3 separate regions of the Homo sapiens genome follow, and all the other regions are linked to region 2. A link is a loop called in an ENCODE intact Hi-C map of the cell type or tissue named here. Cell type or tissue: PC-9. All regions are shown on one strand. Region 1 has its middle 40 kb from the start of MIR3910-2. Region 2 has its middle 40 kb from the start of LINC02957. Region 3 overlaps LINC00484 (long intergenic non-protein coding RNA 484).

Region 1 (2,500 bases), 640 kb before region 2:
CTTTCTTCAGAAAGAGAGTCAGCTGAAGTCAGAGTTTATAGATTCCTTATCAGCAAGGCCATCCCCTACAATGATCAGCCTAAAGTCCTCCCATTCAAAAAGTTAGGGGACAAAAACTAGACCATATGCCCAAGTTAGCATAGTCCATATTTTCAGGAGTTCATAGCCCTATCCTATAGTGCAAAAGTGGGAATGACAGAATTTAGTGTTATAGCTAGAGTAGCGTGGTGTGACAGGAAAAAAAAAATCGCTGACAAAGAATGACATTTTGAAGCAGAACTTTATAATGAACTTGTTATGTACGAAGTGGAAGGCCTATGTCTTGAAATCTTCATTAAGTATCCAGGGCTGATGTTTCCCTGAGATTTTCAATCTCTCTGATATGAGACCAGAGATTATTTGCAATTTAGTTATTGAATATTCTAAATTACTGGGTCATAGAGTCACTTTACATTTACTGTAACCCCAATGGGAATTTTGAGAGAGATCAGCAATTTTATTCTAGACATTTTCTGGAAGAACAAAAAAAATAGCTAATATATAATGGTTTAGAAAAATAAAGAAAAATGGAGATTTCTTTTCCTTACCAGAAGCAAAACATACTCTAGAGACTTCTACTTCTGGGGAAATGAAGTAGATGCACATTTACTTAGTCCCACCAATAGGTATAACTAAAAACCCTGGAGATTGTATATAAGATAAACATCAGAATACTTCGATTGGCAGACAGAAGAAAGCAGACTGTTTAGGGGCTTTGGGACCCAAGGAAGACTTGGTGATGAGTTCTCTGGGCTTTCTTTTGCCTCTTATGTCTTAGACTGGATACTGGAGAAGCCAGCAGTCTGTAAACACCAATGTGCCCTGGACAAAAAAAGTTCCAAAAAAAGATCTGCTTCCCCTAGACAGAGGATCAGCAAAGGGGCAGCCTAGCAAGACAGAAAACTTTCAGACAATAACTACTGCATTCAAACCAAATGACACAGAAAAAACTATGGCAGGACTCCAGCACTTACATGTGGCTGAGTGGGGACCCTTGATTTTCACTCCTGACAGGCCAACAGGGAGCCCCAGCTCCCCGCTGGGTGGCAGCAAGCCACCTTGTGTCTGGTGGCATCAGTGGATATCACATGGGGAGCCTGTGCTTCCAACCTGACTCACATATAACAAGGTTCCTCCTTCTTTCAAAGGTGGTGTCCCAAGAGGCTTAGTAGAAAGTCAAGACCTTCTCTATCCATCAGTAGGAGAAAGGCCCCACCCCCAGCTGCCTGAAAGAATGGCTAAATTCCAAGTTCAGAAACACCTGAAGCCTAAAGAATATGCTCCCAAATAATCCATAGGTCAAAGAGAGAGTCTCAAGAGAAATAAAAAAATACTGACCTAAATGAAAAGGAAAACACATCTTATCAAAATGTGTGGGACACAGCTAAAATAATGCTGAGAGAGAAATTTATAGCAATAAATGTTTACATAAGAAAAAAGTAAAATTCTCAGCCAGGCGCGGTGGCTCACGCCTGTAATCCCAGCACTTTGGGAGGCTGAGGCAGGGGGATCACAATGTCAGGAGGTTGAGACAAGTCTGGCCAATACGGTGAAACCCCGTCTCTACTAAAAATACAAAAATTAGCCAGGCATGTTGGCATGAGCCTGTAATCCCAGCTACTTGGGAGGCTGAGGCAGGAGAATTACTAGAATCCAGGAGGTGGGGGTTGCAGTGAGCCGAGATCATGCCACTGCACTCCAGCCTGGGTGACAGAGCGAGACTCTGTCTCGGAAAAAAAAAAAAAAAAAGAAAAAAGTAAAATTCTCAAATGAGTAATTTAAGCTCTCACTACAAGAAACTAGAGAAAGAAGAGCAAAATAAATCTATAGCAAGCAGAAGGAAAAAAATAATAAAAGATAAGAGCAGGAATCAGTGAAATCATGAGCAGAAAAACAGTAGAGAAAACCAATGAAACAAAAAGTCTGGTTCTCAGGAAAGATCAATAGAATTGACAAATCTCTAGTAAGACTAATAAAAAAGAGAGAAGACTCAAAAGTTGATATCAGAAATGAAACAGAAGATATGATGATAGATCCTGTAAACATCAGAAGGACAATAAATGAATACTATGAACAACTGTACATACATAAATTTGACAACTTAGGTGAAATGAACCAATTTCTCAAAAAGTACACTGCCACAATTAACCTAACATGAAATAGATAATTTAAATATCCGTTTGAAATTAAGACAGTTGAATTTGTAATTTAAAACTCCTCCAAAAGTAATCTCTAGGCCCAGATGATTTCACTGGAGAATTTTACCAACTGTTTAAAAAAGAATTATCACCAATTCTACAAAAATCTTCAAGAAAATAAAAAGGAAGGAAATACGTTCAACTCATTTTATGAAGCCAGTATTACCCTAATACCAAAATCAGACAAAGACAGTAAACAAACAAACAAACAAACATAGACCAATATCCTCATGAAGATGCAAAAATTCTTAACAAAAAATTAG
Region 2 (2,500 bases):
ATAGTTCATGATCTTGATGAAGAAACTCTGTCCAGCCTCAGCAGGACTCTGGTTTCTCTTCCACACAACCAGCTTTGCCTTCTGAAGGCGGACCGTGCACTGAGAATCATACCAGGTTGCCTGGTGACTCGAGCCGACCACCTTCAGTGGCGCTTCTGCGGTCAGAAGAGCAGGTCACTTGCAAACGTGCAGCACAGGCGCTGTGCCATTTCTTGTGCCAGTCCTGAGTCCCTGGCTCTGTGGGCAGTTCCTCTCCTTGGAGTTTCCAGGAAGTCCCAGCCTGGGTCAGCCTCGTGGACTTTAACAGCCGTTCTTGTGGAATCCGTCCACCACCCCTTTGTTTTTGAAAGTCCTGGCTGCGAGGCAGGCACGGCACGTGTGAGTCATCCTGCAGCCTTTGAACTTTGGCTCATTTATTTATTAGTCGGCCTCCATTTCCTCTAACTTGCCATTTTGTAAGCAAATTTTCTCTGTTTATTAATGTTTCAGTCCAAAGGTATTGCAATACTGCCTTGAGGTATTGTTTCCAGTTAATTAAAATGCTGTAGTGAGAAGGAGGAAGAATCCTAAGCTCTAATGAGCACTGTTTCAATGCCTGCTGCTGCCTGGAGGAGGTTTACCCCAGTGCTGTAGGCCTTCAATTTCATTTGCTTAAAGCCCAATCATCTTGTAACACAGAACCATACACTTTTCCTTTGCTGAGAGAGGAAGTATTCCTAGAAGCCTATCAGGGGTTATTGAGGGAATGAGAGGAATGACAAGGAAACAAAGCTGTGTGTGCATGTATGTGTGCGTTGGGGCGGGAGGGGGGACAGCAGTGGGGGGTGTTTCCCTGAATCCACTTAAAACAGTCTGTCTGTGACTTTGCTCTCTCAGCTCGCGGGGTCAAGGAAAGGCTGTGATTTGTGCACCCTGCCGCCTGGGAGCTGCAGAGATTCTCTCCGGCTGCCCGGTGTGTGGCCCAGGACCACGCTGGTGTGCAGGCTGCAGCACCCGATGGCCTTGTTTGCTTTACACTCAGTGTTGCCACAGAGCATCCTGGAACCATCAGATAAGGGAGCCATTCTCCGCTGAGCGGAAGCTGGAGCAGAGGACGGAGTTGTGTGGTGTGTCGGATGACTGCCCCCCAGTGTCCTGGTATGAGAGAGGAGTGCAAAGGGGTGTGCAGGATGCAGCCGTTGCAGCGGGAGGGGAGCCCTGGGGCGGAGGGAATTGTGTGAACAGAGGATACAGGAGGGTGGTTTTTTCAGAAGCAAAACGCCCCAGCGGCAGTTCTGGAGCGCTGCCAGGTGTCAGCTGTTTGCATTGCCCTCCGTGGTACAAACGCTGCCGCGTGGCATGTGTTCTCTGGGCGCCTGGGTACCCCAATGGTGGTCGTGGGGTCCACGCTGCATCTTGGTGCCGTGTTCTACCTCGCGGGAGCTGTGTCTGGAAGGACAAATGTCTGACCTTTGCTGGCTCCCGGGGCCGCCCGCTGGCCCACATCGCACATGTGTATAAACCTCTCAAAGGCCTCTTCCCAGGAGACTTCCCCTCTGCTGGACACAGCCAGGTATCGGGGGCTGTGAGCCGAACCTGGTGAGCCGAGCACTACGGCTGTGTAAAAATACAGTTGCTTCCACGGAAGCCCTGCAGTACCCTCTCCACGGACTCTTCACCCATGCTAACTGGTGGTGGATGTGATCCTCAAACAATTTAAACGTGGTTTGAATTTTGCCTCACTCTTATTCAGAAGGCCGTGCTGGCATTTCTGGAAATGGTGTGAGTGAGATGGGCGAGGGGGCTGGCCTGCACTCTCATGAGCGGGCGGCTGAGCATGGTGCTCTGAAGGGCATCTTCCTGAGCCTGGGTGGCTAGGGGTGATGGGGCAGGAGGAGGAGGGCTTGATATTGTGGCTGGTGGTCCCTGTAGTCTCACAGGTGCCTTCAGTGGAAGGGAATGTTGGCCCACGTGGCTGAGGCATGGTGAATCGGGGAGCGGTGGCTGGTCTGCTGGACAAGCAGGTGCTGCCAGGCTGTGACGGCATCAAGAAGTCCAGGGTTTATTTGCTCCTGTGGGACCTGAGGCATCCAAAGCTGCCCTGAACTGCCCACCTCCTGCATTGCTCTAACAACTCGCGCCCAGCCCCCAGGAGGGGAGGGCAGAAGGCAGCCCTGCTCTGAAACAGGGGTTTCAGGGGATAGTGAGGATAGTGGGGGCAACAGTATCAGGAGACTATCCTGAGGAATTAGTTTCTGAGTAAAAAGAAAAATAGAATATGTATTCTTTCTCTCCCGTCCACACCTGTCTTTGCTCAGGACAGAAAACAGGTAGAACCTGTCATTTTGGAGCCTGTACCTCACCGTAAACAAATACATTAGCATTACGGTTTTATGCCTCGTCTCTTGTGATGGGCAGGGGGACCTGGGCCCATCTGCTGTTGGCCATGTGGGACAGACTCCGTCCTCCAGGCCTGGGGGCCACACCTGCTGGACTATGGCCGTGCCTCCCTCGGGTCCAG
Region 3 (2,500 bases), 130 kb before region 2:
GAGCCGGAGTTAGATTTGACACCAGGGTGGAGTCTCTGTTGCTGGCTTTGAGATGGAGGAGGCCCTGGGAGGTCCCTGTTACCGAGAGCAACCCCTGGCTGACAGCCAGCAAGAAAATGAGGATTTCAGGGGACTGCAAGGAAGTGAATTTGCCCAACAACCAGATTAAACTTGGAGGTAGATTTTTTTCCCCAAACCTCCAGATAGGAGACCTTGACATTGGCCTTGTGAGACTCCAAGCAGAAAACCCCATTAAACCCGCCTGGACTTCTGACCTGCAGAATTATGAGACCATAAATGGGTGTTGTTTTAAGCTATTAAGTCTGTTATACAGTAATAGGAATTTATTATTTGTTACACAGTTATAGAAAATGAATATACAGGTGGGTGGGGTGGGGGGGTATAGCTCACACCTGTAATCCCAGCACTTTGAAAGCCTGAGGTGGGCGAATCACTTGAGCCCAGGAGTTTGAGACCAGCCTGGGCAACATGGCAAGACCTCATCTCTACTAAAAGTACAAAAAATTAGCTGGATGTGGTGGTGCATGCCTGTAGTCCCAGCTACTCGGGAGGCTGAGGTGGGAGGATCACCTGAGCCCGAAAACTCGAGGCTGCAGTGAGCAGTGACCATGCCACTGCACTCCAGCCTGGGTGACAGAGTGAGACCCTGTCTCAAAAAAGGAAAAAAGAAAGAAAGAAAAAAAAATTAATATATAGCTCTGATAATACAATCTCAGTAATAAACCATTTGATTTATTTCCAATGTTATTGCTGTTTCCTGGAACAATGAGTGTGGTTCGATTTTATTTTTATTTTTTAGTTGTGGACAAGGTCTCCATTGTCTAAGCCACTGTGAGAATTCAGGTAAATCATGGCCCATCCTGGGACAGTTCCTCCACATTCTTGCTACTCAAAGTGTGCTTCATGGACTAGTGGCTTCAGCCTCACCCAGGAACGTGTTAGAAACACAGAATCGTGTCACCGCCCCAGACCTCCTGATGCAGAATCTTCATTTTAGTAAGCGACCCACTGCCCCCGCGCCCCCTGATGATTTGGGTGCTCATTAAAGTTTGAGAAGCACTGTTGGAGCTTGCCCTGAAGTTGTAGTGCGCTCTTACGGATTTCAAACCAAAAAGCATTACCTCTGTGAAGCCAGTCTGGAGCCTGGCTAGACCTTCTCCACCACCTCGGGGGCTTCTTATGTTCCAGAGTCTAACACTCTGGCCAGATACCAGGGACCTTTCACCCTCAGAACCTGTGCTCACATGTGGCAGTGAGCAGTGCCTGCACCTCAAGGCACCGCATCTTCCCAGCTACAGTGGGCCTGGCTGCTCCAGCTGCGCCCAACATGTGTTAGTAGGGGAATTAAATACCCCTCTCACTCCCAGTTTTGTGTATTTAAAAAATCCTCGGAAGAGAGTGGTATATGAGGTTTGAGGCTTATCAGCAGCTGCAGCAGCACAGGCCACGTCGTAGCTGTGAGTCATAGACAAGCATGCACACTGTGGCTGCCTGAGGCCTCTGAGCTGCCTTCCTCAGTCCTTCCCTCTGCAGGGCTTGGGCGTGGCGAGGCGGCTTCTTCAGCAAGTGCTGCGGTCAGCGTAGCGGGATTCAGAGTGCAGCTTGTCTGAGTGTCCTCTGCTTCAAGTTCACCTCGGCTGTCATCCCCCAGCAGACCACACATGCCCAGGGGAATGACCCTTTCTTACCACTGCGTCTTCAGACTGGGGTTGCTTTCTCTCCATCTCACCTTCTCCTGTACCACCTGAGGTACTAAATCTTCCAGGAAACCTTCCTTGAATGTCTTCTGACATCCCAGTGAGGGGCTCCTGATATTCACTTCCATAGTGCTTTGGTCACCTACTGCAGCATAAAACCACTCCAAATTGAATTGCTTTGCTCACAATTGCACAGGCCAGGGATTTGGGCAGGGCTTGGCTAGGCGCTTTTCACAAGGTGGGTCTCCTTTGTGGATGCTGTTTGATGCTGTCCTCTGAAGCCTCCACTGGAGGCTGGAGCTGCCTGTCCAAGCTGGTGGCCTGACACTGCTGCGGGGAGGCACAGGTGGCACTTTGATGAAAGCACCTACACGTAGCCTGTCTCTGTGGCTGGGGCTCTCTCACGGCGTGGTGCCTGGGCTCTGAGAGAGGGGGTCCTGAGAGCAAGTGCTCCAGGAGACACAGCCGAAGCCACGGAGCTCGCTGTGGCCTGGTCTGGAACTTTCACACACCACAAATGCTGCATTTCTGTTGGGTCAAATGTGTCACATAAGTCTGCACAGACTCGGAAGGAGGAGACTTACAGCACCATGCTGTGGCAGGGACAGCAAAGACTGTGTGGCCACGCTTCCTCTATCATGCGTGGCCAGGGTCTTCCCCACCACGACTCCTCCCCTAGGCTGTGCCATCTCACAGGGCTGCCTCCAAGCACATGCCTTCCCCAGCACCACACTCAGTGCTGGCCCTGTGAACACATCTGTGGGACTGATGGAGTAGAAACC

Evidence for each region. A loop is a pair of places that touch in the nucleus more often than their neighbours do. Peaks named below come from ENCODE experiments on the same cell type or tissue, not always from the same donor. Only the 100,000 strongest peaks of a DNase experiment are listed, where the experiment ranks them.
Region 1: a loop joins it to region 2, with 12 times the contacts of the local background. A loop is called at or near these places in 35 of 110 quality-filtered maps.
Region 3: it touches region 2 in a loop (6-fold over the local background); 6 of 110 quality-filtered maps call a loop at or near these places.

The regions. Positions count from the first base shown.
Region 1 is chr9:91,674,843-91,677,342 of GRCh38, reverse strand. No RefSeq gene overlaps it. Among named protein-coding and RNA genes, the nearest start is that of MIR3910-2, 40 kb to the right of the region's middle. In PC-9, CTCF peaks have their summits at 866 and 1,070 (motif pointing right); a DNase peak (open chromatin) is centred at 1,132.
Region 2 is chr9:91,035,960-91,038,459 of GRCh38, reverse strand. No RefSeq gene overlaps it. Among named protein-coding and RNA genes, the nearest start is that of LINC02957, 40 kb to the right of the region's middle. In PC-9, CTCF peaks have their summits at 944 and 1,148 (motif pointing left); DNase peaks (open chromatin) are centred at 359 and 1,049; H3K4me3 peaks cover 777 bases; H3K27ac peaks cover 1,086 bases.
Region 3 is chr9:91,163,895-91,166,394 of GRCh38, reverse strand. The region is part of intron 2 of LINC00484 (long intergenic non-protein coding RNA 484); the gene reads right to left. Among named protein-coding and RNA genes, the nearest start is that of LINC02937, 1.9 kb to the right of the region's middle. RefSeq lists an enhancer at 1,414-1,708. In PC-9, no CTCF peak of the experiment used is centred here; a DNase peak (open chromatin) is centred at 1,514; H3K27ac peaks cover 398 bases.